Regions from separate parts of the Homo sapiens genome. Here region 1 is linked to region 2. The links are chromatin loops, found by intact Hi-C in ENCODE. Cell type or tissue: mammary epithelial cell. All regions are shown on one strand. Each heading gives the region's core, and the rest is flanking DNA. Links, peaks and the distances in the headings are about the cores only.

Region 1 (16,538 bases), core at 4,738-12,737, 310 kb after region 2:
CAGCGTGGTGATTCTTCAAGGATCTAGAACCAGAAATACCATTTGACCCAGCAATCCCATTACTGGGTATATACCCAAAGGATTATAAATCATTCTACTATAAAGACACATGAACACGTATGTTTATTGTGGCACTATTCACAATAGCAAAGACTTGGAACCAACCCAAATGCCCATCAATGACAGACTGGATAAAGAAAATGTGGCACATATACACAATGGAATACTATGCAGCTATAAAAAAGGATGAGCTCATGTCCTTTGCAGGGACATGGATGAAGTTGGAAACCATCATTCTCAGCAAACTAACTCAGGAAGAGAAAACCAAACACCACATGTTCTCACTCATAAGGGGGAGTTGAATAATGAGAACACATGGACACAGGGAGGGAAACATCACACACTGGGACCTGTCAAGGGGTGAGGGGCTAGGCGAAGGATAGCATTTAGGAGAAATACCTAATGTAAATGATGGGTTGGTGGGTGCAGCAAACCACCATGGCACGTATATACCTATGTAACAAACCTGCATGTTCTGCACATGTATCCCAGAACTTACAGTATAATTAAAAAAAAGAGATCATTCTGGCAGTAGAGTAGTTTTAAAATGTTCTTTTCCATCCTGAGAGATTGCAACAGCTTATTGCATCCATAAAAAAGGAGAAAACTGCAATGAAAAAGGAGAATGGTGGGATCAGATTCTTCCCCCTTCATAGCCTTTATTTTCCATCCCACTCTAAATAAGGGAATGCAAAGCAGGATTGTCAATAGAGGTTTGAGCAATGATCACGTGAAATAGGGATTTGCTTGTCCCACTACAGTGACAGCAAAAATTAAGCTGGAACTTCATTTGGAAGTGAGGGATAGAACAAAAGAAGGGTTTCTGATGGAGGCAATAACTTCTGGGCATTGAGGCTTGAGGAGGCCAGTAACAAAATGTTCGCCCATCGTGCCCTGCATTCAGAGTGTACTCCTAATCAGCTGTGGATAAGGGTGTGCTCTTTCTAAATATTGCAGGATATAAAAAGTTTCAGGACAAAAGTACTATTAGCAAAATAGATTCTTAGAAATTAAAAATGTGGTTGCCAAAATTGAAAATTAAAAATGCACAGACTGAATAATAAAAAGGATATGACTGAAGATCTAGTAAGTGATGTCTTACGTGTAAGAGAATTCTAAACATGGTAGAAAAAGAAAACAAAGAGAAAAATGTAGGATAATCTGAAAGACATGATAGATAATGGGAATGCTATATCTATCAGAAAGACATTCAAGGAGAAAAGAGAGACAACAAAAGAGAAAAAGAAGCCAAAACATAACAAAAAATTTCACAGAGCCCGAATAAAATGAGACTTTAATTAAAAAGCCTATTGAGGACCTACAGGATTAAATGAAAGAAGCCCTAACACCTAGAGACATGATAGAGAAGGTTCATCATTCTGAAGATAAGTAATATTTTCTCGGAAGAAAATGCCAAGTGATATGAAAGAAATAAGAGTCAGAGTGACACCAGAATTTCTCATTAGCAGCAATGGATTTTAGAATATATAGTGGGGCAGTATCTTCAAAGCCATGAAGGGGAAAGAATTTGAAAGCAGAATTTGATACTCTGTCAAACTATTAGCAAATGTGAAAGCAAATTTTTTGGGTATAAGAGAGTTCAGACAGTACATATCGATTCTGAAAAATTACTCAAGGATATATTGCAATCAAAAGAAAAGGAATCCACGAAAGATGAGGTAAGGCACAGCAAAGCAACTGCTGAGTTGGATCCAGAAGGAATGATCTGTATGCTTAGTAAATACCTCCTTGAGCGTCACTGTGTGATTACAGTAACTAATATTTACATAATAATGTTTTGAATGCTAGTTGTATAATCAAATTTCACATAAAATATGAAACAAATTTTATAACCACAGAACAGTAGCTATTATAAACCTTATCAACCTAAAAGCAATCATTTAGCCAAAAAGGGGAGAATGGGTAGGGGAAAAGAATGGAAAAGAAGGGTAAATGTACAAATTATTTCATCTCTCATCACAAGTCACCAATAGATATGTCCAAAGTTGATAAGTCAAAAATATAGGTTTATTATAGGTATATTATATAGGTATATTATAAATATAGGTATATTATTTAACAGTGGGTGAACTGAAAAACTATAATCGAACTCATTAAGTAGGTAGAGGGTAGGAAAGTGAAAGGAAAGGTATATGTACTAAATTCCTTACTCTCAACAATTGGGAGGCAATAAAATGATCTAAACTTCAGGGATGTATTATATAAAGCTCTAAGGATAACCTTTTAGGTAATGAGATAGAGTGGATGAGAAGAGAGACTTGTACTTTTTCTATATATCCTTCCACATGAAATTTCTTTACCATTTGTACTCATTATTTATGTGATTCCAAAGCTAGACAAAGATATTCAAAGAAATAAGCAAATAAGTAACTTATACACATATGTATGTAACAATAAATATGTTTAAAAACTATAGCAGATTTGAAAAATTCTTAGAGATATATATATATACTATGGTTTGGAAAGACAGTCACTGCATATTAACTGAAAAATAGCGAGTTTTGGATCAGATGATACATGATCGCAACTGGGTAAAAATAAATTATGTGTGTATATGTGTATGAACATGCCTAGAAAAAATCTGGAAGCAGATTCACAAAACTGTTTAACAATGTTCACCTACTAAGAAGTGGTTTTAGAGGAGTTGAACATCATAGCTTTTGCCTCTTAATACATAAACTTCTTTATCATTTTCATGTTTTTCAACAAGCCTGTATATATCGCGTGATTAAGAAAATAGGGGCCGGGCGCGGTGGCTCATGCCTGTAATCCCAGCACTTTGGAAGGCTGAGGCGGGTGGATCACGAGGTCAGGAGATCGAGACCATCCTGGCTAACACAGTGAAACTCCGTCTGTACTAAAAATACAAAAAAATTAGCTGGGCGTGGTGGCGGGCACCTGTAGCCCCAGCTACACGGGAGGCTGAGGTAGGAGAATGGTGTGAACCCAGGAGGCAGAGCTTGCAGTGAGTGGAGATCGCACCACTGCACTCCAACCTGGGTGACAGAGTGAGACTCCATCTCAAAAAAAAAAAAAGAAAGAAAATAGGGAAATGAAATTGTCTCTGTTTGCTGATGACATCATCATATATACAGAAAACACCAAAACTTTTATCAAAAAACTGTTAAAACCTGATAAACAAATGCAGTAAAGTTGAAGCATACAAAATAAACATGCAAAAATCCATAGCTTTTCTATATAATAATAAAGAATTATCCAAAAAGGAAATTAAGAAAACAATTCCATTTACAATAGCAACAACAGCAAAATACTTGGGGTAAATTCAACCAAGGAGGTGAAACACCTGAATACTAAAAACTACAGAACACAGATAAAAGAAATAGAAGAAAACAAAAATAAATGAAAAAAGTATACCTCTTCATGGAGTGGAAAAATTATTATTGTTAAAAAAAATCTATGCTATCCAAAGTGATCTGCAGATTCAATGCACTTCCTATCAAATTTCCAATGCCATTTTTCACAGAAATAGAAAAAATAATCTTTAAATCTGTATGGAACCACAAAAGACCCCAATTAACCAAAACAATCTTGAGCAAAAAGAACAAAGCTAGAGGCATCAAACTCTCTGATTTCAAGATATATTATAAAGCTATTGTAATCAAAGCAGTGTGATACTGGCATAAAAACAGACACATGAATTAATGGAACAGATTAGAAGGCCCAGAAATAAACCCGCACAAGTAAGATCAACTTATTTACAACAAAAGTGCCAAGAATACACAATAGGGAAAGGACAGCCTCTTTAATAAATGGTGTTGGGAAAACTGGATATCCACATATAAAAAAATGGAAGTGACACTTATGCCCTATTAAAAATCCATTCAAAATGGATTAAAATTTAAAGAAAAGCACTGAAACTATATAAATACCAGAAGAAAACATAGGAGAAATGCTCCATGACATTGATCTGGGCAATGAGTTCTTTGGATACAACCTTGAATGCACAGGCAACAAAAGCAAAATTAGTTTGATAGCATGAAACTAAAAAGCTTTCCGCACAGCAAAGTAAACAATTGACAAAGTGAAAAGATAACCCACAGAGTGGGGGAAAATATTTGCAAACCATAAATCTAATAAGGGGTTAATATTCAAAATACATAAGGAATTCAAACAATTCAAAAGGAAGAAAACAAATAAGCTAATCAAAAATGGCCAAAGGACACGAATATCTGAGTTTCATTTTCTTGAGAAAGATAATCTAAGGAGTTTCACACTTTGGGATACCAACTGTGGTGAGGGTGGGTGAAGTCCCAGGACTGAAAACAAGCAGCTACTAAGTCTGCATTCTGAATGCTGGGATCACTCTTACCCACATTTTTACTTTCATGAAACAGACAACCAGGCTTTTACCCCCTGGAAAGAGATTGAAAAATTATAGATCTGGAGAAATTAATCCATTCCAGAGAAAACATTGCACGGAAGCTCATTAATCCAAACATTCTGCTCAAGGAACACACAGGGCTCCAATTAACATTTTTAGTTCGTTATGGTTAAAAAATGAATGGATGGTCAAATATTTATGACAAGCCTCCAAAATCAAGAGCAAGAGCAAAGGAAGGGAGGGAGGGGGGAAGGAAGGCATGAATGGAGGAAGTCTAGAGAGAAGAGATAATTTGGGGACCAGAAAAAGTGTTTTTTAAAAAACCTATAATGAATATCCTCAGAGAAATAAAAGGACACTGTAACAGCGAACTCAAATCTATGCAAAACTATATGCTTATATTATTCATTTTATATATATTTATAAGAAACATTTAGAGGACAAAGAATATCTCTTGGAATTTAAAAACAGGACAGGCACAATTTTAAAAAACTCATTAGAACAATTGGAAGACAAAGTGGAAGAAATCTTAAAAAATAGTCCTGCCTACCCTTACCCCATAAAAGAAAACCAACTTGAAAGGGTCCATTAAGTGTGTGCCCAGCACAATGAATGAAAAAGAGCAAGCACATGATTACGCAATTTCAGAACACCAGAGATCAAAGAGCCACAAGGCTTGGGCGAGATAGGGGGCTGTGGTAAGAAGCCACATACTTTTGTTTTGTTTGTTTGGTTGGTTTGGTTTGGTTTTTCCCTTGGTTGTGGTTGTGGTTTGTAAGGGAAAGAAAACTCTATCGCTATTTAGTTTGTTGCTGGATTGCTGTAGTAAAAGATCCCATTTGAAAAGGAATGACATCAACCAGGGGCCCAACACTACATCCGGGATATGTGTAGATGGCTGAGGTCAACACCCAAGCAGGCAAGTGGGGGATGGCAGAGTGGAAAACCCATTTCAGGGTGCTCCCGTGGTCCTCTCAGGGAACAGGGGGCAGAACTATGATGGCTTAGGTAACCCACTTGGGTTTTAAGAAACCATAAAAATTATTCCATCTGAGCCTCCTAAAGGGCCTCAGGATAAGAATAAAGAGAAAGCAGGTCTCTGGCAGGACTCCAAACACACCTAGGTGCATGTTTCAATACATCCATGCAGAACCCAATCTCAGAGACTCCCTTGAAGCAGCAGAATGCCTAGAAGACGGCAGAAGCTCTTGATCCTAATTATAAGAGACAAGCAGCAAGCTAGTGGATCCTACTCCCTTTTCACTGTCCCCTAGCCACTCAACATCCACTCCCTCCTCACCTCCATTGTTTTCCACAGTCATTCATCAGCATCACTGCCTCACACACAGTTTCCACTTCCTGGTCCCTTTCTTGACTCATCATACTCATTTTCCAGAACTGCTGCCCTGTCAGATTCAACTCTCTGCCAGCCGCCCATGCTGACAATCCGACTGAAGAAGAGCCCACAACTACACCTCACAACCCAACACCGGGTGGGCTTGTAACGCAGCTCAGCAGCCATGCTATTTACTTTCCTTCCCCATTCCATTTACTTTCCCTCTCTCCTAAAAGACTGTGGCACAACTACTCTTGCCGCTTTGACCTCTCACACTGTCTGCCCCATGTTCACTCTCAGCTGATGAACTTGCTCCCAATTCCCTGAAGAACTGAAGCTGTCAAAAGAGAACATCCACAGAACCACATGTGCCCAAAGCAGCCCACTCTACCTTCCTGCCTGTCCTCCTCTGTGAGGACACTCCCTCCTCCAGTGCACAGGGTTCCACCTTCCTATCTATGTGATGGCATCCCAGTAGCCATTCCCCATCTCCCTCCTTTGAAAGAGCTGCTTATACTTGCTGCTTCTAATCCCTTCCCTCCCATTTTTTCATGAACTCATTCCAAGTATATCTCCACCCCCTCCCTCTATCACGGCTGCTCTTGACAAGATGGAAAATTATCAATTCTCACCCTACTTGACCCAATAGCAGCATTTGATACAGCTGATCACTTTTTCATCTTATACCATCTTCATTTGTCTTTCACGATGCCACAGTGAGATGGATTCCATTTCAATCTCCTTTGCGGGTTCCCTCTCTTCTTTCTGACTGTCCCAAGGCTCAATCTTTGGTCTCCTTCCCTTTCCTTTTTACACTCACTACTTTGCTAATCTCATTCATCATCTCTATGCTGAGGACCCATAACATCATATCAAGTCCAGCCTCTCTCCTAAACTCCAGATTTCTCCACTCAGATGGTCTAAAAACATCTCAAATTCAACATAGCCAACACTGAACTGATTTCCTCCTCAAAAACTTGTTCCACCTGTAGACTTCCCCATATCAGTTGTTGACTCAACTTTTATCATTGTTCAGGACAAAATAATCATCCATAACTGAATTCTTTCTCTCACATACTACGCCCAGCCCATCGGGAAAATCCTGTCAGCTCTACCTCAAGATATATTTGAAATGTGGTCACTCCTCACCATGTCTCCATTACCACCCTTGTCAGAGCCACCATCGGTCCTCATTTATCACCTAGATTGCTAGAGCCTGTCCTAGCTGCTCTCCCTGCCTCAATCTTTGGCCCCCTTTGGATGTCTTCTCAACCCAGTAGACAAAGAGAACACTTGTGACAAGTCAGATCATGCTCTCAAAGTCCTGCAATGAGTCCTCATTTCCTTCAGAATAAAAGCCAAAATCTTAGTGGCCACAGGACCTTACTTTCCTGATCACATTTTCTCTCACTCCTGCCTCACTCTGCTCTAGTCACATTGGTCTTCTTCCTGTTTCTAGAATATTCCAGAACTGCTCTTGCTGTCAGGACTCTGCACTTGGTGGGCCACTTGCCTGGAATGCTGCTCCCTCCACATGGCTAACTTTCTCACCTCCTCCTTCAGGTGTTGCTCAAAAGATCTCTCAATGAGGCTTACTCTAACTTGACCCTCACCCTGCCCTGGCACTGCTGTCTCCAGCTCTTGTTTTCTTTTGTCCACAGTTCCTGTCAACTTTCAAAAATAGATAATTAAGTTGTCCACCATGTTTGCTTTCTTTCTGTCTCCCCCACTAGAATGTTAAGCACCGGGGAGGCAGGGCTTGGTGTATCCCAAAAACCCAGAACACTGCTGGGCTCATAGCATGTCCAGTGAAAAGTGCCGAATGAACAAAGCAATCAATGAACCTGGAGCTGCCATTTCCAACCAGACTATGGGCACATTAAGGCAGTTTTTCTCTAAGTTTTTTTAAGTGTGGAGATTCCATTTGATCCATAAAATCTGAAGACCTACCCCTAACACCAGTATGTGTCAGGAACTGTTCTAGGAACAAAATGGATTAAAATTTCTGCCCTCATAGAACTTACATTCTATTGGCTCCATGGATTTATAAACACTTGAACACATAGTACATACATGTGTAAAACATATTATTTAATGTTTGGTGATCATATAGAGTAGTGAACATCTTACTTTAATGCATGTATTCTCAACAGGAGTAATTATTTTCTCTGACAGGACAAATGTTAGTTCTGGAGGTCAAGAAATCTTAAATATTACAGTGGCTTGTAGTCTTCCAAAGCTCAACCAACTTCAGTTTATTTTTGCTCTCACCAAATGCAATTTGATACAATTTTTCTAATTAAAAAAAAAAGAATTGAGACACCACAATAATGTGTCAGGCTTCCTGGGTGCATAGATCTCAGATTCACCACCCATGCTCCAGAAAGACCCCCAGCTTGGCTGTGGAACCTCTAAGGTTGCAGGACTACAACCTCCTCAAAAGCTGGTGGAGGTAGGAGCCTCCCACTGCACAGCGTTGGCACGGGGACTCTTCAGTGACATATAGGAATATAAAGATTGAGAAAAAGATGAGAGGGCAAGGGAGAGACAAGGAAAAAGGCTGTGTTTATCCTAAGAAACTTTTTTTAAAAGGAAAAAATAAAAGCTCATGAGAAAATAAGCATTTGACGTTGTTCATGGATAGAAAAAGATGTGTGCCGCACCAGTGATTCCTAACAATTAAGAACTTATGCTGTCACAAATGACTAAGTGATCTTTCACTAAGGTTGATTAATGACATAATTCAAACAAAGATGGAAGAGACAACCCAACCTCTACACCTGAGAAGGCAAGGGTTGAATAGGGGGCATTTCCTGCTAAATACTTAGTCTTGAGATGGCCAGTTCACACATCAGGGAGTGTTTACACTTGCACACTTAGGTGGAGAGTTCTGGAGCTCGTCAGAGATGCCCATCCTGGCTTCCCAAACCCTTCATCCCACTCTGTTCTCCTTGTTGATGGCAGCACCCTCTGCAGATGCATAGAACTCCTCTCCGTAAACACACACACGCACACACACACACACACACACGGAAACTTTTTCTCTTCCAATGGAAGCGGTAGAACTCCACTTCAAACTTATCATCTTTGAATCCCAAAGAGGGGCAAAAGAGAAGTGATGCAAAAACTTCAGGACATCAAAGCTGTTGGCTCGCAACCAGCACTGAGGCTGGGTTCTGAGGTACAGGGGAGTGATGCTTTCTGAAAACAACTATTCAATGTCTGTTCACCACTTGTACTCAAAACCACGTTGTTCTCTCACGTACAGATAATTTCCCTTCAATATAAGAACTGTTCTTAGAGGTAAATGAGTGTGTGCATTTTGATCTATAACACACATTTTTAGAAACATGTACACAGTACAATCTCATGTGCACAGAATCTCAACAGTCAAATCGTTTGAATGACCAGAATTTTTCACAAAGCCACAAGATAACAATGAACATTCATGATGACCAACTGCCACATCCTGCAATACTTTCTGAATTACATGATGAAGCAGCATTGTGCAATGGCCTTATGGGCACACAGGAACCACACTGCCCAGAGCTCCGCCACTCCTTAGTCAAGCTAGTTATCATCTCAATGCCTCTGTTTCTTTATCTGTAAAATGTCCACAAAAATAATCCCTAACTCATAGGGATGTTGTGAAGATAATAAACACTCAATAAATGGTAGAGATTTTTTTTCCCCAAAAGAGCCTTAGTGTGAATTTATTATTATTGTGTTCTAATTCCTTTTCAAAGTTATAATCTATCTATGGTATAAGTTGACACCACGTCAGAATATTCATTACAAGATATCTAATTCTAAAATTGTGAAGTTTATTATTGTAGCATGGACTGCTATTTGCCCACCAAATATCCATTCAACTCTTTTTATTAAAAGAACTCATTTATTCCAGGTACAATTGCACAGCTTAAAGACTGTATTTTCAGCGTTCCTTTTAGACAGATGTATCTGAAGTTCTGACCAGTAGATATAACAGGAAGCACAGAGTGTGATGGCTGAAGCTCCAGTAGCCCCATTAGGCCAGGAGTCGACCTTGAGAATGTAAGCCTGTCCCAGGATAAGGGAATCGAAGGTCAGATGAGCTTGGGTCCCTTTGACTGTGGAGTTGCCATACCACTGGTAAAATAAGTCTGGACTAATTTTATGTGAGAGAAAAAAATAAACTTTGTCTTGGTTATGCCAAGGCTTTATCTTGGGGTTTTCTGTAATATGTGGTTGATTCAAATCCTAAAACAGTCACATCTGAAATAGGATTTATTCTACAATAGATTCTATTTCTTACCTCTGTATTCTTGTACCTAATTCATTTAAGTATTTGCATGTATAACTACTTTAAGCTTGTAGGATAGCTTAAAGCACTTAAATGTAGCCCCAAATCACTAGTTAGTATTAACTCCGAAAACTGGCAGGGGTCAATACCTAGAATTTTTTTTTCTTAACTGTAACAACATGTAAAAACAAAACAATCAAATTTTAATTGTTTTTGGTTAGTGGTAATAAGATTGTTTGAAGAGAAAGGCATGAAAGCATGGAGGCAGATCACAAAATACAAGTGAAAAGAAATACACAAGCTGAATGTTTAAAATGCTTTTTAGAAACTGGTTTCTATCCTAGTTTTGCAAAATTCCAGGCTCTCTCATGATTTTTTTGTATAGTTATGTAATAGTCTTAAAAAATTAGGCTCAAATTAATTATATCCAAATCCTCGAAATCACCAACAATGATAATAGCGAATATTTTTGAACACTTACTAGGGGACTGGGTCGCCCAATGGCAAAAGTTGTGTCCTTCAACGGCTGTAATATACAGACATGTGGGTCGCACGTGGTGGTTCACACCTGTAATCCCAGCACTTTGGGAGGCCGAGGTGGGCGGATCACGAGGTCAGGAGATCGAGACCATCCTGGCTAACACAGTGAAAGCCCATCTCTACTAAAAAATACAAAAAATTAGCCGGGCGTGGTGGCGGGCACCTGTAGTCCCAGCTACTCGGGAGGCTGAGGCAGAAGAATGGCATGAACCCAGGAGGCGGAGCTTACAGTGAGCCGAGATCATGCCACTGCACTCCAGCCTGGGCAACAGAGTGAGACTCCATCTCAAAAAAAAAAATTTTATATATATATATATATTTATATATATATATATATATTTATTTATATTTATATATATTTTTATATATATTTATATTTACATATATATGTATGTATACAGACATGTATTTGTCACATGGAAGAGAGAGAAAGGAGAAGGGTTGTTTTTTTTGGAAAAGAAAGTCAAATAATGATAAAATGATACAACTCTTTAAACATGCACGATCACTTCTTTAGCCTATGCTAAGTTTCAGTAAAAGTGTCCTAGAATTCAAATTGTTTCCCTAATACTAAACTATTCTATGTTATTAACCTTTCTCTACCTCAGTGCTGTCATCCATAAGTTGGGCATACAATGGGGAAAATAAAAGCACTCAGCTGAGTTAACAGGGGTAAAATGCTTGGAACAGCACCTGGCACACAATTAGCTACTATCTGCAACAGATAAATTAGTAAACTCTGCTCCATTTCTGCTCCTTCATGTGTGAAATGGGCAGAGAGTAATAACAGTATTCATATTCCTCATGAAATAACTGGTACAGTAGAATGAACGTTCTGTGAAGGCAGAGATCTGGTCAATTTTGTTCTCTGGTGTGTTTTCACACACAGAACTAAAAGAACTAAAAACAGAACTACCATTCAACCAAGGAATCCCACTACTGGGTATATACTCAAAGGATTATATATCGTTCTACCATAAAGACACATGAACGCGTATGTTCATTACAGCACTATTCACAATAGTAAAGACATGGAATCAACCTAAATGTCCACCAATGGTAGACTGGATGAAGAAAATGTGGTACATATACACCATGGAATACACTGCAGCCATAAAAACAAAGAAAGAGATCATGTCCTTTTCAGGAACATGGATGGAATTGGAGACCATTATCCTTAGCAAACTGACACAGAAGCAGAAAACCTGATAATGCATATTCTCACTTATAAGTAGGAGCTAAATAATGAGAACACATGGACAAAAAGAGGGGAGCAACAGACACTGGGCCTACGTGAGGGAGGGTGAGAGGAGGAGAGGTTCGGAAAAAAAAATACTGTTGGGTACTATGCTTAGTACCTGGGTGACAAAATAATCTGTGTACCAAGCCCCGAGCCATGAGTTTACCTATATAACAAACTTGCACATGTACCCCTGAACCTAAAATAAAAGTTACTTTTTTTAAATAACAGTTCCTAGCACACAGGAGTTCATCAAATAACTGTTAAATGAAATGAAACTGTTTGTACTATTATTATCAGATGCTGTCAGAGCCGCAAGTATCACCTATTTCTATTTATTTATTCCACCTTACTTCATTGGCTTATTGATTTATCTTCTTGCAATGTGTTTATATTCTTATCTAAGAATCAAATCTAAAGTTTTAGATAAGAGAAATCCCCTATGAATTTAATATCATTTTTATCCTATTTTTGCTATGAAATGTCTGTTTCTTTTTTATATATGCTACGGAAAGTATTATAACTTTTCTTTATTTTGGTAAAATGTATATAACATAAAATTTACCATTTCAACCCTTTTTATGTATGCAGTTTAATGGTAGTAAGTACATTCACATTGTTGCACAACACCCTATCTAGCTCTAGAATATACCCTCTTTTTAAAAAATATTGCTTCTATGGTATGTTAAGTTTAGTTTATTAAGAGTAATCAAGGCAAAGCAAATCAGAAATTACTTAACTGGGCAATAATAACCATTTACCCATTTTGACAATCACTGTCATGCTAAAGATTCTGTCAAAGTGGTCTTGCTATTTGTTAGGCAAACAAATCTATTTAGGTAGATCTCTTTGATTTTATGAGATTGGGGCTATGTGTTTTGACATGTATATGTTAGATACTAATTGACTATTTGATTTTATTTACATACTTGTAAATCTTTTCAATTTGAAACCTCTCATAACCAGGTTCAGTGGACCCTCCCACTTCCACAGACCCAATGTAAAGGCGGCATTGGTCTGGATCACAGTTCAGAGAATTACAAGATCTACTTGGGAAGAGACAACATATTTTTCAGGTTATATCTCTGAATTGTAGACAGCAATAAAGAAAAAATAAATCTGATTGTATTCCATTGCTGCCTTATTGATGCAAAAAGAAAAACACTGACAGATAGAACTTGAATGCATGTTTTGGAAGATATTCTTCTATAGCTCAGGGCCTTGAATGAATTTTTATATTTAAACCATTCATCTACCTAGTTTGAAAATATGCATTTCAAATGCCATAAGCAAACATCTTGACCAGGTAAAAGGAATCAAATGTTATGATGTGCCATGTTATTCTATGAAGAGACACTTAACATCTCCAGAGACGGAACTGCCCACCGTTTTATTGGGGTTTGTATTTATGAAAGTCACATAATGAATACATGTAACACTACAAAGAGAAACTTTAATTCCCCCTAAAAAAGGGCACTTCCATCATTTTATTACATTTCCCCTTCATTTAGCAATCACACTTCTGCTTTTTCCTACTATTGTGTGAGGGGCTTTGCTAGATACAGCTAAGTGATAAATCCTAGACTAAAAGGACAAGGCCACTTGTTTTTAAAACTAAATCATGGTGAATTTGTCTCAAGAATTGTAAAACAGAACTTAGATTTTAACACGTCAAGCAATTTACTTACAAGGGAGAATGTTCCTAAGAGAAGTATCCATTCAAAGTTGAGCAAACTGCATGGAACAGTTTAGTAACCAAGGCAACAGAATTGAAACCTTAAGATTCCCTGGAACTAGGGGTTCCCAATCAAGAACAGTTAATTTCGTCAATGAATTAACATTCTATTTCAATGTACAGGCGCGTGCTTGAGACAGGGGATTTAGTTCACGCTAGCAAGAAAAATGCCTAATGGGGGTAATTAAGAAAGGGCTAGAGGCGGGGTGAAAGGAGAGATGTAATAATTGTGCCAAAAATCAACAGTCAGTTTAGGCTGTAGTCTAAAGTAAAGACAACAAAGCAAATCTACAGGTTAGAGCTCTCTGGTTCCTGTGAAAGAAGGCAATAACATAAAAGTGGTATGAAACAAATTTCAAATATATTCAGTGAGCTTTCTCTAGAAAGTTATCGGTTACAGAGGGAGTTATATAGGAAATAGGTGAATTCTTCTCTTTTAATTCTGCTCCACTGTAAGATTCCCTCCAAGGTCCTCACTGTATTCTTTTTTTTTTTTAGACGGAGTCTCACTCCGGCTGGAGTGCAGTGGCGCAATCTCGACTCACTGCAACCTCTGCCTCCCGGGTTCAAGCGATTCTCCCCGCTCAGCCTCCCGAGTAGCTGGGACTACAGGTACCCACCACCACACCCAGCTAATTTTTGTATTTTTAGTAGAGACAGGGTTTCACCATGTTGGCCAGGATGATCTTGATCTCTTGACCTCGTGATCCGCCCACCTCAGCCTTCCAAAGTATTGGGATTACAGGCATGAGCCACCGCACTGGCCGGTCCTCACTGTTTTCTATTGCCTCACTCACTTAGCTCTCATTAGAGGCCACACTGATTTTCTCCCCTTTTTGCAGTTCTCTGGTCTTCAACTCCTAAAGAAAATTAACCTCTTTCATCACTACGATGTAACCTCCATTGTAAGGCAGCAAAGTTCGAACTTTGGCTTGGCTATGTTGGTACTTAGGGCACAGAGAGGTTAGCACACAATGGGTCTAAATATACCACTGTTTGGGGATAAATAGCTTCCAGGGATCTGGATGCAGAATAAGCTAAGCCAGAAAGATTCAATGCAGTCACCTCAGAAAGTCAGCCACATGCATCTTGGAGAGGCCTTGTGGTTTCAGGGCCATTCTAAGAACGCAGCTATACTATAGTCAGTCCAAGCGGTCATCACATTAAGGAATCTCAATTTGTGAAAACTAGTATTTCAATAAAAAAGGAGAACACTTGTTTTGTTAAAGGAGTGATAACTTCACGTGGATATTTGTCATAGGTTTTATTTAAATGAAAGCTACCCTGACTACATTAAAATATGATTTATTTAATTTAAATTTATTTTGCACATATACGACTTTTAAAGAACAAGTTCATTGCTTAAGCAAATTAAACTCAGATTGTAGAAATATTTCTCATTTGCAAAGTCTTCTGGATAAAAATAGATACCCAGCCAATAAAGACTATTCATCTTTTCATTTCAAAAAGGAAATTCAACCATAATATAAACTCATCATCCAGCAACAAATATACCATGAAGGAAACAAGAAAATAATTAAGAGTTATTATTGTGTCTTAGACCACAGTTGATTCAGTCCTGCAAGATACTCTGGACCAAGGACTAGTTTTTGTTCTGTGACAGCAAACTCAATTCAAAATTGTATTTGCTAAGCAGTTTGAAGTTTCAAAAAGGAGGTAGGAAGTCAGGCGTCTCATTAGGAGAAAAAATGGGCAGGGAATCTGAATAGAGAGAAGGGAGTTCAGGGAATAAAACAAGGGAAAAATAAAATGAAGACATTATGTGAAGGGGAGAATGGCAGGGGAAAGCGTGGGCCAAGGAGATTGTCTGACTTAAGCAGTTAATATTGGAAAGTAGAAATCAAATAGAATGGTCACCAGCCTTTTTACAAAGGTCTTTCCCAGAGTCTGTTGAAGAAAGACTCTTCCTCTCAGGTTAGGCACCCTGAGGCATAATCTGGTTCTGCATTTTAAACTTTAGGGGATACTATTATTTATCTGTTAAAACAATTACTAAGCTAGATAATAAAGTCCTAATGCCAAACTGTTAATTGAAGTGCTGTCTCTCCTAATATTCATGTCCACCTGAACCTTTACTTGTGGTCGTATTTGGAAATCAGGTCTTTGCAGATGCAATCAAGTTAAGATGAAGTCATACTCGATTAGGGTGGGACCTAAATCCAAATGATCAAAGTAGGATGTAGACCAAGCTGGTGACAGTGGAACAGGGAAGAAGCATAAATTTAGAGATGGTGAAGAAGAGGACCCAATGGTACACAGTAAAGAGGAGACAGGCACACAGATGATTCCACTGTTGAATGAGGAACAAGGGTGGAGCCCCTGGCAGAAGGGAGAGGAGTAGGAGAAGCAACTGAGCTTGATGGTAAAGGGACAAAGAGGAAAACGGCTAGTTTGTTTGCAGAGGCTAAAAGTTTAACAGCTGAGGTTCTGAGTGGACTAACTTTTCAAGTTGGTTCAAAGCATCAGGAAGAGTGAAAGAATTTGGGAGGACAGATGGGAAAAGTGAGAATGGAACATCCTTCACTCTTGGGGAACAATTTTGATGTCCTATTACAACCAAATGGCACTTCACCTGATTACCTCTTATCAGTACTGGTCTTATTTGAATGTCTCAAGTCTCATAGATTTCTATCTTTTATCTCTAAGATTAATTAAAAGTTACTAAATATGTCCAAGCAGGACAGATGAATCACACTATCTATGCAGTTAATATAAATTAAGTGAAACTATAACTTTGAATAAATTTTTTAATTTTTGATTTCAGAATTGGAAAAAATAATCAAACGAGTAGGCCAATGGGTCATATCTTTCCCCCTACTTTAAAAGCTCTTAACCAGTAGTAAACTTGGAAGTCAAGTATAAAAGAAGTCTGAAAAATACTTCTGTAGGAGGCTGTTCGAATGAAACCGAAACAACTGTGGAGCCATCTGTAGGAAAACGACATTGGAGCCCCAGCTCACA
Region 2 (16,538 bases), core at 4,104-12,103:
TGAGGGATTATTAGTCTTATCATATATGTGTGTGGATTTTTTTTTGTTTTTTTTTTTTTGAGACAGGGTCTTGCTCTGTCACCCAGGCTGGAGTGCAGGGACGCAATCTCAGCTCATTGCAACCTCTGCCTCCCAGTCTCAAGTAATGCTCCCACCTCAGCCTCCTGAGTAGCTGGGACTATAGGCGCGCACCACCTGCCTAGCTAATTTTTTTAATTTTTTGTAGAGATGGAGGTCTCTCAATGTTGCCCAGGCTGGTCTTCAACTCCTGAGCACAGGCAATCCACCCACCTCAGCCTCCCAAAGTGCTGAGATTATAGGCGTGAGCTACCATGCCCGGCCAGTCTAATCACATATTAAAATACAATATTACAATAATTAAAATAGTTTGGTGTTGGCGCAATAAATATGTGAACAGAAAATTAAACAATAACTATTCCAGAAAGAGATTTGGTATGTAAAGGAATTTGATAAATATTTTAGGTGGCATTACAAATCAGTGGACAAAATATGACTCACTCTGTAAATAATCACTTGAAACGTGATAAACTGTATTTTCTACCCCATATTTTACAGAAAAATGTATCACAGGTGGATCAAAGATTTCAATATAAAACTTAAGTCTGCAAGGTACTCAATGTATGATTTTTTTTTTTTAATCTTAGGATAGGGAAAACCTTTGCCAGTATACCCCAAACCCATAATTTTATAGCTTCTTTTAAACTAATACATTGGCAGGGCTTGGTGGCTTATGCCTGTAATCTTAGCAGTTTGGGAGGCTAAGAAGGGAGAATTGCTTGAGCCCAGAAGTTCAAGACCAGCCTGGGTATCATAGCAAAACCCCATCTCTACAAATAATAAAAACATTAGCCGGGCGTGGTGGCACACGCCTGTGGTCCCAGCTACTAAGGAAGCTGGGATGGGAGAAGCTGGGAGGAGGTGGGAGAATCCCTTAAGCCCAGGTGGTTGAGGCTGCAGCGAGCTATGATTGTGCCACTGCACTGCAGCCTGGGTGACAGTGTGAGACGCCAACTAAAAAAATAAACAAATGGGCCATGGCTCCCACCTGTAATCCCAGCACTTTGGGAGGCTGAGGCAGGTGGATCACCTGAGGTCAGGAGTTCGAGACCAGCCTAGCCAACATAGTGAAACTCCGTCTATACTAAAAATACAAAATTAGCCAGGTGTGGTGGTGGGAACCTGTAATCCCAGCTACTCAGGAGGCTGAGGCAGGAGAATCACTTGAACCGAGGAGGCAGAGGTTGCAGTGAGCCGAGATCACGCCATTGCACTCCAGCCTGGGCAACAGGAGTGAAACTCCATCTCAAAAATGAATAAGTAAATAAATAAATAAACAAATAAAAATGAAACTACTACACAAAAATAAAAAAGTTCTGTATGACCCCCCTTCCCCACCCCCAAAAAAGTAACCAAATTGAAAGACATAGACAGGGAGGAATGAGTAACACAAAATAAAACAAAAGACATAGACAAACAGGGAAGAAACTATGCAATTCACAAATCTTTTGTAAAACAATAAGGAAAGATCAAATAATAGAATATGGACAAAAGATATGAAGAGATAATTCACAGGAAAAGAAATATAAATGGACAATGAACATATGAAAAGACGTTTGAACTCTGTGTTGGGTAAATAGATGCAAATAAAAAATATAACTTTTCACTTGGATTTACACACTTGAAAATGCACATGCAATGTGACTTTGTAATTAAAGTCAAAAGAAAAGGTTACACATACTAAAACTGAACAGAAGTAGAATGATTTTCTAGCTGTAAAAGTAGACAGCAATTCACCTAGTTTTGTAAACAGCTATTATAGGTCTAATATATAATGCTTTCTTCTATTTTCAGTGGTGATCTCTGAATGAACTTAATTTCTAAAGAAGCTAAAATAAAGGGAAAGCCTTGAAAGTTTCCTAGGTAGGATAGCAATCATTTATAAAGCTCTTATTACTCCCTTGCCCCACCCTACCGCTAGAGGCAGGTAGTAAGGGAAGGGGCGGCCTGATCCTCACTCACAAGCACAAGAGGGATTAAACAAGGCAGGAACCACAAATTCCAAGGTCTCGTGGCCTGGGAAGGGCAAAACCAATGAGGGGAGCAGGCCCAGCCTGGCCCTTGGCAAGCTGGTCTCCTGTCTAAGAAGCAGCTGTTACTAAGCTCTAGCTATTATCACACAAGAATTTACAAGTGGCATTGCTGGATCTTCTAGTTTTTCAAGAGATAGGGAATGTGGATTTATTTCTAAAGCCTCCCAACTTTTAAACGTTGACATTTAAATCTAAAATTTTAAAATAATTTGTGTGCCAAAGAAAGCATATCCACAAGCCAGGATTGAAATCTGTTTATCTTTTTCCCATTCATTATTAACGAGGTGACCTGGGGCAAGAGCCTTAAATTTTCCACAACTTTCTTACGGATCAGTTTTCTCATCTGTAAAATATGGATAATAATATTTAACTTAAAAAAATTCTTTAGAACATGTGGAAAAAATAATCAAAAAGAAAAAAAACAGTGAGGATTTAAATGCAAGTAATACAATAAATGCTCAAATTGCAGCAGTTAAAATAATTAATAACAATAACCAACTGTTTCCAAATCACATTCTTTGAGACGAAGAAGCTTCTGCTATGCTGAAAGGCCAGGCTTGAGACTTAGCGGGCTGGACTGAGCATGTACACACCACTGTGGTGTCCACACCCAGCAGATCCTGCCCAGGTCCACGGGAATTCTTTAAACTGAGTCAAGTCCTGACCCTGCCCACATTGGGTGAAGTGTAAATACAGAAAAATGTGGTAGTGTTTTACTACATGGAAATTGGTTACTGTTTATTTTTAAACTATCTATAAATTCCATCATCTTTCATCTAATGAAGTTCCCAGCATATAAAATATTACTAGATCTTTTAAAATAATTAGAGCTTCCTGGAAGATTGTTTTTCCATCTGTGGGAAGAAAAGGAGCCCTGTTTACATTATTATTGCCATGAAAAGGATCATGTCCCTTTATGTAGAAAACTAAAAATAATTTGGAGTTAATCTGAAATTAACTAAAGTTAATTGCAGAAAACAAATCATCCATTAAATGCAGCCCTCAGCAATGTTAATGCTCTTTAATTGGGGCTTGGATGATTCAGGAGGGTTGGAATACCTTCCTAAGTCTGTAAGCACACCATTACTTAGTGCTACTGAAGCTGGGAGATGGTAATACCTCTTACCTCCATTCCTTTTAACTAATTTGACTTGCATGGGTATCAGTGAATGACTATGCTTTTTTGTTTCCTATCAAATAGACTGCTTCTCTATGTGAAGATCTTAAGGGCATGTAGTAAGATCTCCTGAATTACGTGGTATCTTCATGAAGCTGGGTCTTTTTCACACATTATCATTCATTAAAAGAACAGAGAGATTGCCCCATAAAATAATAAAAAGCTTTATAAAGAAATGTTTTATGTAATGTTTAGCACTGCCCAGTCCTCATTCATCTTCCAAGGAATGTTCCTGGCAAAAGTGGTTACTGTTCTAGTATTTCCAAAATAAAGTTTATGTAGCCCCACCCAGTGGGGACTGGTGACAGAAACCGCCTAACCTCTGCATTCCCTAGGCATGGCAGAAAACTGTTATCACACCTCAGAGAAAGTAATTACCATAATTACATTCCTTCTGGCTGCACCTTCTTATCCCCAGGGGAAAGAGAATGAAATTTGAACTGGATTCTTAATCATGGTTTGCTTCCTGTGGTCCAAGTCTTATGTTTCACAATGACTAAATCATTCAGAGAAAAATTCACTCACTGAAAAACTGAGTCTAACCGCATAGAATCTGAATATATATCTGTGCATATAAAAGTGAGGAAGTTGTTAAGACCTAACATTTCGATTGTCAGTGTTCCAAATCCAAATTTGGTGTAAGGAACTTGAGCCAACCTCTCTCAATCAGACCATAGTAACTGGTGTAGAAGAGCGTGTTGGGCTCAGGGCTCGGAGAATTTTCCAAGGGAGTCTTCAGGCCGGGCTCTGAAAAACAAATTTTTGCTGAAGAGAAAAGCAGAGAGGAAGTGGCCTGGATCCCACAAAAGCAAGTCAGCAGGTCATGGCCAGGGCCACTACTTTGGCAGCTGGAGCAGCTCTGATGGGGACAACTTTCAGTCTCGTCCACTGATTTCTTGAGGCCATTTTCTATGGGTTCCTTTTGAACTGCTGTTTCAACTTTGCTTGGAAGAACCAGGATCTTTTAGAGCTTATTCTTAGAAGGTGGTGGAGTCTTAGATGAGAGAGAATCTGTTTTCATGCAGAAAATCATGGGTTCCAGTTCTGGGAGAATGCCCATCCACCCAAACTTCCCATCTCTAGGAAAATCACTGCTTATCTTTGAGAAATTCCGCAGAAGGTGGAGAATTTAGTGTCACTAGTCACCCATTCTGAAGGTCTTGCAAAATGCAACTAGCATATATTAGACCATTGCACCCCCGTTGTTCTACCTAAACTGCAATCTCTGGCTGGATCATCTGAAAGGAAAGGAAGTACCTCTGAGCTCGGGTGGGCTCAGAATCTGGGAGAAAGTTTTATATACTATTACCTACAGGTTTTTACTGTTCATTTAGCTTCAAGCACCGACACCGCCTTGCAAAGATAAAGATAAAGTCTATTAGACAATTTAATCATGAGATTCTAATGAAAAAAAGAAGAAACAGAAAGGTAAACAGATCCCATCTATTTCCCTAAAATGGTGAGTATAAAACTCTGAAAATAGGAGAGCGAGAGAAGGGTCTCTGTGGGCAGTTAGGTTGGATGAGCTGGAATGGCTGGGTCCCATGTTGTGCTCAGACATTGCAAAGAACAACCAGGGGCAGGCGAGCAGCAGCTCCAGAAATAGATGGCAGGAGGCTCCTCCGTGGAAGCAACCTGTAAAATATCCTTCCTCTGCCCCATGGTACGCCAGCCCTGCTGTCCTCTTCACTGCTCTGTTCTCTCTGAAATGGCAAATTTCTTTCACCTTAGGGTCTTTGTGCCAACTGTTCCCTGGGTCTGAATGCCCTCACTCTAGATCTTTGCAAGGCTGGTGGTCTCTCGTCATGCAGAGTGCAATTGTCTCTTCTAAAGATGCTTCCTTAGGCCTCCCTAAAACTTTCTATCCCATTATCAGTCTCTGTAGGCCTTATCTTCAGCTCAGTTATCTGTTTGTTTATAGTCTAACTCCCCACCAGGGCCCTCATCTGGCTTCCAAAACACTCCCAGCTTCTAGAACAGTGTCTAGTGAGTGCTTATTAAGTAGTGAATGAGTTATATTGAAATTATAATTTATCCTTTGACAGATGAATCTATGTGAGTAGAAAAGCTCTCATTCAGAACTAATCCCATTTGATGTGCAACATTTTAGGGCCTTTCAAATTCCATTAGAATAATCAGGCAGGAAGGATCAACTCTTGCCTAGGTGCTGAGTCATTACTTTGGTCTTTCTCCTTTAGTCAGACTTTCTCCAAGCCAGCTTAGCAATGGGCCAGTTTCTGGTGATGGTGATGGAGGGAGTGAAGGGTACTTTTTCAGAGATCTCACCTTTAATAATCACACCACTGACCTCTCAAGGCTCAATTAAGCTTTGAATTTGTAAAATGGTAACCACACGTGCCCACAGTAAATGACTTTTTTTAATGTGCTAATTGATGGTTCTGAAAGAAAGACTCTTAAAGAGTTTTCATCTTTGAGTACAGTCTATTAATTATGTAGGTCAGTCTATAAATATTATTATATAAACAGCAGACTCTCAAAGATAGAGAATTCTAGGAATAATTTAAATCTATCGCCCTAGTAGGGTAGACACAGAAGGTTTACACAGACCAGTATCAGGGATGAGGCTTCCTGCCTAGTTCAGTGTCTTGGGACTTGAGTTACTGTGGTGGAGGTGAGGCTCTGTGACATAGAGGTCAAGACCTGGTCTGTGAAAGGTGGAACAGAGGATGTCCAGCCGGCCTGGGAAACCCTTGTTTAGACTCCTTGCCTCTATGCTGCAGTACATTTTCTCCCATATGAACTGAGAATCAAATTTAAGTTCTTACTGAATTCCAGAGAGTATGATGCCTTACAGAACAGTGAACTTTTTGCTTCTCAAAGACATTAAAATGTCTTTGATTAATAATCTTTTAGAAAAATTTTTAGGAAGATTATTCTAAAAATCTTTCATTGTCTGGACCTGGATTAGAGAAAGTGACATAAGGCAGGGTAATGCTTTCACGGGAGAGACACAATTATTGTGGGTAATGATCATTTGAGAAACAGTTTACCTTTGTGTGACTTAAAAAACAAACTCATCAAAGGATCTTGAGTTATGTTTTTGTGGAAAAAAAATCTGGAATATCTGATGACCACATTGGTCAGCTAAAAGACTAACCTCTAAATATATGGGTTTTCCCCTCAAACAGTTCTATGTGTGATTATCTGTATGTTGTTCTTGCTCCTGCAAATGCCATAACTTAGATGGGTTTTGTGTTACTGTTTTTTTTAAAAAATGTGGTTTCACATCCCAGTGGAGCCACTTTGGTATCATTACATAGATCACACCAAAGTAGCCTTCTCTCCCCTTTGGTTAAGGTTTTCCGGTGTGTAGCATGACTTGATTTCTGCCTCGTTAAAAGCAGGGAACAGCACAGGAGAAGGAGGAGAGCGATGTTGACCTAACAGCCACGCAGAGCCCCGGCGTCCAGGAATGGCTGGCCCAAGCTCGCACCACATGGACCCAGCAGCGGCAGAGCAGTCTCCAGCAACAAAAAGTAAAGTGTTTCCTACCTCTCTCTAGCTTGCAGATCTGCCCAGAGAAGAACCTGAGAGGCATATTTCAGAAGGACAGACAAGTTGCTTCTGTACTAAAGACAGAGTGTCTCTTTATCTTCTCTTTGAATGAAGCAAGATGTTGGTGTTTCAGTGTATTGACTCATGACCACTGGGATGATTGGTCATTTGAAAATCCAGTCTTTAAGAAAAGCTTGTGTTTAGGTTTACAAATAGTGTAACATGGCTCTCATCTTCTTTACCAGAGATACCTATTCTGTTTTCAGATTTGCCCTCTGAATCTATTTAATTTTAATATAAATCTCAGGAAAGCCTTTTGAGGTTTGGTGAAAGTGTAAGTTGCATGTTTGTTATTTTTTTTAATGAATGCAGTTTGTATTTTTACTTTCAAGTAGATGTCGTTACAAAATAGGATTGCTAATTGTTGCCTAGTGAAACAAATGAACTTTGATGAATAAGAATGATTTCTCATTGGTACCTTAACTGTATGTAAAAAGCATATTCAAATATTTTATTTTCTCAAATAACAAGAGGATTTATTATAAATAATGAAGAATTAAAGCCAAATCTATTGATAACCTAATTTATCAATTAAGTGGAGAACTTAAAAAGCCACTTTTCCCAAGGATCTATCCTTTTAGCATGACAATATTGATTTTGAAAAATGAGAGTACATTTTGTACCACTTGAGGGCACTATTGCCCGGCAAAATTTTCTTTTCCCATTGGTGGTTTTTTTTTTTTTTTTAACCCCCAGATTTTTCAGAGGTATCCTGTATCAAAGCAAAAGAACACTACAGAGTACTTTGGAGACACATTTGAATATTTACATAAACCTCATGCTTTATGCAATATGCAAACTTAAAAGCTCACTACCGAAGTTCTCTGAGAATTTTATAGCTAGAACTATGATTGTAGGCAATAATCATAAAGTAGCAAATGTGTTTGCGTTTGTCCTTTCCCTTGAGCAGGAGTTAGAACAGGAATTAGCCGAGCAGAAGAGTCTCCTTCGCTCAGTAGCCAGTCGTGGAGAGGAGATTCTAATTCAACATTCGGCGGCAGAGACCTCTGGTGATGCTGGGTATGTTTCAAAATGCTTCCATTTTCTCTTCATTGTGTTTCCCTGACATTTGAAGAAAAGTAAACATCTCACTCAAAATTTTATTTTAAACATCTTCTGCAAAATTTAGTCATCTTATTTTTACTTTAGGGTAGTAAATGTACCTGCATTTTGAACATTCTGTTGCATTGCCTGAGCATAGCGCCTGTAGTAAGCTTACTTGTTTGCCCTCCTTCCAGCCTGCGCAGCCTATCTGTCCAAAGATGCTCATGAGTTCATCTTTTTAATCGAATAAGAAATGCATTATAAATGAGATGCATGATGTTTCTAACTGAATGATTGTATCTCACTGGAGAGCATTCTCTCTGTAAGAGCTTATCTTGCCCTAACAACATTCTAAAAAATAAATGCAGGGGCCCGTTAAATATTTTGAAATCTTGGTCTGGAGTGAAGACTTTCAAAGTCTTCTACACAGAAGAGTCAAGAAAAATTAAGGAAGTTGGAGAATTTTCAAGTTGAAGACTTTTATTTAAAAGGTCATAGAGGAATTGCAGCAGTGTGGAAGCACCACTATATTTTGAGGCAGGTCTGAGTTTTATTCTAGTTCCACGAAGGTCACTTTGGAAAAGTCACTCGACTGTGAGCCTCCTCTGTAGAATTTAGAATAATAATCCACTAAGGTCATCACAGAAGTTTTGTGATAATTATGAATGTCAACTGAGAGGATATACAGGAAAACTTTCTTTGAAATCTAAAACATAAAAAAAAAAGTTTTCATGCAACCTCTGTGTTTATGTATTACTAAAAGTTGTAATTTGGTAGTATCCTTTGGCAAATAACTTTGACTCCATTTCCCATTTCTGAATAGTCATTTTTTAGGGGAAGTAACATAAAGGAGGAAATATGTATTATGAAGGTGGTTTTGGAAATATTATTTGTAATACCAAATAATTAAAAAGACATAAATGCTCACTACTATAAAAAAGTTGAAGAAAATTTTATACATATATAATCTTAACCAAAAGTGATGTAACCGTATCAAAAAATAAATGTATGATGCTAAGTAAAAATGTGATATAAAGTTGAAAGTAGAGTATGTGTGTAGATAAGAACTAGAATAGACCGTCAATAATAAAAAAAACATTTTAGAGATGGACGACATAGGAATTAAACTTTTTTTTTGCAGTTTAATCAGTGCTGACATATGACGTCAATGCTGACTACGTACAGTCTGTTACATATACACACACATATATACATATATACGAATTCTGAGGGCAAGTGATAGGAGAATAAACAAACTAAAATGCAATTGCAGCAGATATATTGTGACAAAAAATGTAGGAAATAGGAAGGCATTCAAGAAAAGGAAAACAAAACAAAAATCTGTGAAAGTTTTGACATGGCTAATAAATATCAATGTAAAAGAATAGGAATGAATAGTATTATGGCATCTATAAGCAGGGACTGACTTTAAATAACCCTAAAACTGTAAAAATTGCCTTAAAAATATAAAGGAGTTTAAAAACTGTCTGTTGTGTATCATGCTTAAAGATGCTGATTAGACCATGAATATGTGTCTGTAATAAACCCGAAGTGAGACTGTTTCTTTCATGTTGATTGAGCCAAGACTTGCCTTCACGTTACATTCCAGGTCCTCTAAAATGTTTACTTATCTTGCATAGTTTTCTGAATATTTTTGCCAAACAAATATTTTGACAAAGAACCCATCCAGCATTGCTTCCTCTCTGTATGTATCATCACTAAAGGAGCAGAAGGGATCTTCTGCAACTTTATTACCATATATATTTTTTTCTTTCCTTGGCCTTTAGCTTTGGAAAGGACCTAAATGAAATACAAACAACTGTAAGTTACTCTTTCAAATATAAAAAATATTTTAAAAATAAATTTGCAGTGCAGTACTGGCTTTCTATATAAGATCCACTTTAAAGACTACTTATAAATTCTTTAACTTTTACACAAATTTTTAAGAAACTTCACCTTTATATGCAGTTGATAACAGCTCAGCCTGTTTTCAAGCCTTTGGGTACCAGGCAAACAATTAACCATGAATTAATGATATCTACATTCCAAAGTAAATATATATGTATATATATATAAACCTTGCTAGGAAAAAGCCTGATATTCAGCCCTTAACTTGCCAGCTGCTTTTCTAAGACTATAAATGTGACTTGGTTTGTGTGAGGAAACCTCTGTGGGAAGGGCATGACCTACTTTATAGAGTCACACATTTGCCGTGTAAGGAATAAGTACTATGTTACTTGTCGAGGGTTGATGGAGGGTGCCTTCCAAGATTACTAAGGAAAAACAACTGGAAATTTGTTGATGTCAATATAAAAGGAAAGAAGAATAATTTTCATGGGGAACAAAAGGCTATGTTTTAAAAGGTTTGCTACTGGTGTTGTACGTGTGTCAATGATTAAATGTAAGACTATAAATATTAAATATTCCTCTGGTTTTATTACAAATTTTTATGTAAATACAAATGAATTAAAAGTGCTATACTATAGGCTATTACCACAAAAGAAAAAAGCAATAAAGAAATTTAACCTCATAGGAACTTCAAAGCTTTTTAAAAATAATTTTTAGAAAATAGAAAAATTCAGATACTAATATTATAGACACTCAACTGAAGGTATCAATTATGTTTTGGCATTTTTTTCACTCGCCATTATTTTTTGAGATATATGCATGTTGAGATATAGATCTAGTTCTTCATTTTAACTGTTTAATAGTATTTTATTTTGTGAACATAATTTATTCACCCATTTTCTTATTGCTGGATATTTGCACTATTGCCATTGCCATTATTATTATTGTTACTATTGCTTTTTTTTTTTTTTTTTTTCTGAGACAGAGTCTTGCTGCGTTGCCCAGGCTGGAGTGCAGTGATGCGATCTCAGCTCACTGCAACCTCTGCCTCCCGGGTACAAGTGATTCTCCTGCCTTAGCCTCTCGAGTAGCTGGGATTACAGGTGCCCACCACTATGCTTGGCTAATTGTGTTTTCAGTAGAGATGGGGTTTCACCATGTTGGCCAGGCTGGTCTTGAACTCCGGACCTAAGTGATCCACCCACCTTGGCCTCCCAAAATGCTGTGTTTACAGGTGTGAGCCACCACGCCCAGCCCTAAGATTGCTGCTTTTAGCATTGTTTAAATTAACTTCCTACATGTCTCTCAGATGGGAAAGATTCTCTGCATTATATCCTAGGAGTGGAATCCCTGCATCACACATTTTAAGAGTTTTATTTTTCTTGAGACAGGGTCTCACTCTGTCACCCAGGCTGGAGTGCAGTGGTGTGATTATAGCTTACTGCAGCCTTGAACTCCCAGGCTCAAATGATTTTCTTGCCTTAGCCTCCAAAGTAGCTGGGACTACCGGCATGTACCACCATGCCTGGCTAATTTTTGAATTTTTTTTTGTAGAGACAGGGTCTGGCTATGTTGTCCAGGCTGGGCTCAAACTCCTGGGCTCAAGTGATCCTCTTGCCTCAGATTCCCAAAGTGTTGGGATTACAGGTGTGAGCCACTGTGCCTGGCCAGTTTACAGAAATTTTAAGTCTTATTTCTAGAGACTTATCTAAAGACACTGTTGTGTTTACATTTATTCTAAGAATAATTGGCTTTGGGGTACCACAGAGTATTATCCTGCCAACACACTTGTTATTCTTTTTTTTTCACTTGAGCAAAACGCCCTGCATCAAAATATTAATTAATATCTAGTATTCCTTTTAGATGACACGGTTTTAGTTAGGACTTCAAAGGTCCTGAAGAATGAAGATCCGTGGAAATTCAGCCACCCTAGGTTGTTCCTGTTTTCATCTTTTTTTTTTTTTTTTTTTTTTTTTTGAGATGGAGTCTTGCTCTGTCACCAAGAAGAGTACAGTGGTGCAATCTCAGCTCACCACAACATCTGCTTCCTGGGTTCAAGTGATTCTCCTGCCTCAGCCTCCCGAGTAGCTGGGACAACAGGTGTGCGCCACCATGCCTGGCTAATTTTTGTATTTTTAGTAGAAATGAGGTTTCATCATGTTGCCCAGGCTGGTCTTGAACTCCTGATCTCAGGTGATCCACCTGCCTTGGCCTCCCAAAGTGCTGGGCATGAGCCACCACACCCAGCCCATTTTCGTCATTATTAACCCCCATTTATTGAGTGGCCATTATTTCCCAGATAGGGTTATAGGCCTTATGCATGTATTCTCTTTCATTCTCATAATCATGCAAGGTAGATACTATCTTCATTTTAAAGATGAGAAGATTGAGGCACAGAGAAGTGAAACAAATTACCCCAGTGTCACAGATAATGTGCTAGAGGGAGGGTCATAATCCAGGTCTGTCTCACTCTAAAAGTTAAACTTGGCTAGCCATGGTGGCTCACTCCTGAAATCCACAAATTTGGGAGGCTGAGGCAGGAGGATCATCTGAGTTCAGGAGTTCCAGACCAGCCTGGGAAACATAGTGAGACCCTGTCTCTACAAAGAATTAAAAAAAAAAAAATTAGCCAAGTCTGGTGGTGCATACCAGACTTGGGAGGCTACTTGGGAGGCTGAGGTGGGAGGATTGCATGAGCCCAGCAGTTTGAGTGTACAGTGAGCTGTGATCACACGAGTCCACACCAGCTTGGGTGACAGAGTGAAACCCTGTCTCAAAAATAAATAAATAAATAAGAGCCATACCAATCTCAGATGTCACATTGCTGCCTACCTTTAAGGATGACACTGCAGGGCCTTCCTCCCATATCTCTCTGCACTATCCCTCCGTGTCCTGTACTACCTTCCTAGGTGCTGTACTGTCTCTCTGTGTCCTGTACTACCTTCCCAGGCTCTATACGATCCTTCCTATGTCCTGCACTACCTTCCCACGCCCTGTACTATTCCTCCATGCCCTATACTACCTTCCCACATCCTGTACGATCATTCCTGTGTCCTGTACTACCTTCCCAGGCCCTGTACTATCTTTCCGTGTCCTATACTACCTTCCCAGGTCCCGTACTATCTCTCCATGTCCTGTACTACCTTCCCAGGCCCTGTACTATCTTTCCGTGTCCTGTACTACCTTCCCAGACCCTGTATTACCCCTCCATGTCCTGTATCACCTTCCCAGGCCCTGTACTATCTCCCCGTGTCCTGTGCTACCTTCCCAGGCCCTGTACTATCCCTCCGTGCCCTGTACTACGTTCCCAGGTCCTGTATTATTCCTCCTCAGGGTCCTCTACTACCTTCTCAGGTCCTGTCCTATCTCTCCATGTCCTATACTTCCTTCCCAGGCCCTGTTACTATACCTCCATGCCCTGTACTACCTTCGCAGTTCCTGTATGATCATTCCCGTGTCCTGTACTACCTTCCCAGGTCCTGTACTATCCCTCCATGCCCTGTACTACCTTCCCAGGTCCTGTACGATCCTTCCTCTGTCCTGTACTACCTTTCCAGGCCCTGTACTATTTCTCTGTGTCCTGTTGTACCCTCCTGTGTCCTGCACCGCCCTCCTGTGTCCTGTGTTTTCTCTGGACTCATAATCGTAACTCTCCCTAGACTAACACATTTTTAAGGTTTTGAACTAACTTTTCTGCTATTTGCCAAAGGATACTAGTCTGTAATCGTGCTATAATTTTTTATTCCAAATGTTACAATTATTTTTATTCAATGCATTTTTAAGTATCCCTTCTGCACATGGTTCAGTTTATCAATGAGTAGGAATATAGTTGCTTTATGATTGGCCTAAACATTTTTGTTATTTTTAAAGTGTAAGCTAATAACTAAGGTAATCTTATTTCATTTGAGAAGCCAGGTCTGGTACACACAATAAGTTACCTGTCTTATCACTTTTTTGTGCACATTGTAAACTTAGATTATTTATTCTTCTAATAGCGAAAAACCTGATGTGTTATCCCAGGAGTTGGGGATGGAAGGGGAGAAATCATCCGCTGAAGACCAGATGAGAATGAAATGGGAAAGCCTACATCAAGAATTTAGTACCAAGCAGAAACTACTACAGAATGTTCTGGAACAGGAACAAGAGCAAGTGGTATCAAATATTTTACATTATATATTAACTAATATAAAAGATGTAGAGTTTATGCTGAGGGATTATAACTGTGCAATCAACTTAATTTTCATGATCAATTTCAAACTAAGACATGACACCAATTTTTCACTCTACATTTTTCTTAACAAGTCTATTTCACATTTCCCTTCATAATTATATATTTATATGTGAAAATTTATTTGATTTATAGACAATATTTTTCCTCAGAGATGATTAATATCTGATTCCTTATTAGCCTAAACCATTACATTTTAAGTGCCCTCTTTTTGTGTGTGTTTTGCAAACTTGAAAAAGTAAGGATGGAAATCAAGGATATGCACATCTAGGACAGAAGGATTTCCACAAATCTGGAACTCAATTGTGAGGCCATCTTATTTTCCATTGCCACTTCCAGTATTTAATAATTTCAGGAGATCTTAATGAGAAACATATTGGGACGTTGGTGGGTCTAGGGCAGGGAAGTGAAGCCAGTGGTCAGCTGGAATAGTTATGGACCCATCTGCAAGGCTGGTTCCTGGGAGGGATACTGTGTGCTGTCGGGCTTGGTTCCACCAGGCATGCCAAATCCAAGGGAATTGAAGACAGCAACAGATGGTTCCAGATAATGGCTATTACTTCACTCTAAGCAGAAGCCAGGGAACAACTGGAAGTCAGAGGACTTAGAAAGTTAGAGGGCAAATGAGGGAGTCAGGAACACAAGCCAGCCTGGGATGCCTACCACAGCTGTGGCCCAGAGGAATTCTTCAGATACAAGACTAGTCCTTTGTCCTGGGCTAGCAGCGTCCATCTAGGCTCATTCCAAGTCAGCAGTATTATCGGAGTGAATTCTAAAACCTTTCCTGTTGCTCTGCGGAAGCTGCTGTTTCTCTGCTCTGGCCAGAACTAGCTTAGGGGCTGGGAGAGGCTAAACCAGAAGCAAAGGGTGTCAATAACTGTAGTGAATTGGAGGAGGGAAACGCTGGAGCTGAGAAAGTAGGCATTAGAAAGCAGGCGCAACCTGCCAGAGTTAAATGGAAGGAGATGGTCTAAAGCAGGGCTTCCCAACCCCCAGGCTGCAGACAGGTATGGGTCCGTGGCCTGTTAGGAACTGGACCTCACAGCAAGAGGTGAGCGGCAGGCAGGTGAGCATTACTGCCTGAGCTCTGCTTCCTGGTTAGAACAGTAGCAGCACTAGATGCTCATAGGAATGTGAACCCTATTGTGAACTATGCTTGTGAGTGATCTAGGTTGCATGCTTCTATTATGAATTTAATGCCTGATGATCTGAGGTGGAACAGTTTCATTCTAAAACCGTCTCTCCCACCCCCGAGAAACCAACCCCTGGTGCCAAAAAGGTTGGGGATCGCTGGTCTGAAGGTCATAAGGTGTCCTGTCATCTGTGGATAGCCACACATACGTCTCTCCAGAGCCACGCTTTCTATTCTGTTTTTATAAAAGCACATGCTTTTGTGAATTTTCTGCCCCCTCACTTTCCCTCTCTGGCCAGGAGGCTTCTTTACCTCTGTCTGCAGAAATAGCCACCAGCTCTGCCCTGGGAAACTTAAAGCACTGTATTCCTGGAAGCAGGTGTCCCAGAATCGTATCCACCCTGGCAAATGGTGCCCTATACTTTTTGCGTGGACCTCCTCCCTGTATTTTAATTCATCCTTCCTCAAATCCCTGATAAAATGTCCTCCAGACTCATAGCTCAAATTCCTTGTTCCTGATACGGATCTTCTGGACTTGACTGCTAGCTCTCCCTTCATATTCTAGTATCCCTCCAATCCTTTGAATAGGAGAGGTATGTACAGTTCTGAATCAGGGACTGCAGTCTTTTCTGACTATCTTAAGTTAGAGAAATCTACGATATTTCTAGATTCTGTGCTTGCGTATTATTCTCCATTCATAAAGCACCTGTGTGATTCGTCCGGCATCTGCAGACCTCCTGGAGGTCTCATCCATTACCCGCTTTCATCTTCAAGAGCTGCTTTTGCTCTCAGTTGGAGCCGACACTCCAGCGTCCTCCATGCTGTGCTTACTGAACAAACCTTGCCCTGCTGCCACTGACATTCCACAATACCTGGACTGTTCAAATTTAGGTTCATGTTGTGCCTCCCTTGCCTTTGGATTAGAAATAAAAGCATTGAATGTTCTTTTTTTAATGACATTTTTGCATTTGAGTGCTTTGTTTCAGCAATCGCTGGTCATTTGTACAAAGTGCCTCATAGGTTGTTTTCCTCTCTGTGGTGTGAAAAGGTGAAGGAAAAGAGAGGGAAGAAGCAATTTAGCTGTCAGTTTCCAGGCAGAAAGGAGTGATCATATAATGAGCACATTTTAAGTTCTAGGTGTTAACATCGCTAACAACGTTGTGGTGAGGTCAATATTATCTCTACTTTGTAGACCTGGAAACTGAGGCTTAGAGAGGGTCTTGCGACTAAGAAGAGGTGAATCTGGAATCAGGAAGCCGATATCTCTGTTACCTAAGTCCCTCCTCTTTCATACTACCTTAATGGCAATTTTGTATCCTAGAAATACTTACTAGTTTCATATGTAAAAACAGGCACATTTTGGCCTAAAGTTCACTAGGTCAAAGGGCACTAACCTCTTAGAGCAATTTTTCTTAATCTGTT

What was found. Peaks named below come from ENCODE experiments on the same cell type or tissue, not always from the same donor. Only the 100,000 strongest peaks of a DNase experiment are listed, where the experiment ranks them.
Region 1: a loop joins it to region 2, with 17 times the contacts of the local background. A loop is called at or near these places in 2 of 110 quality-filtered maps.

Annotation. Positions count from the first base shown.
Region 1 is chr6:151,951,226-151,967,763 of GRCh38, reverse strand. All of the region lies in intron 4 of ESR1 (estrogen receptor 1), which reads right to left. Among named protein-coding and RNA genes, the nearest start is that of ESR1, 150 kb to the right of the region's middle. In mammary epithelial cell, for the core only: no CTCF peak of the experiment used is centred there; a DNase peak (open chromatin) is centred at 9,243; H3K27ac peaks cover 849 bases.
Region 2 is chr6:152,259,402-152,275,939 of GRCh38, reverse strand. SYNE1 (spectrin repeat containing nuclear envelope protein 1) reads left to right here. Exons shown (of 146, transcript NM_182961.4): 99 at 6,654-6,785; 100 at 7,775-7,884; 101 at 13,752-13,908. Among named protein-coding and RNA genes, the nearest start is that of SYNE1-AS1, 110 kb to the left of the region's middle. In mammary epithelial cell, for the core only: a CTCF peak has its summit at 7,492 (motif pointing right); DNase peaks (open chromatin) are centred at 5,469 and 6,929; H3K27ac peaks cover 568 bases.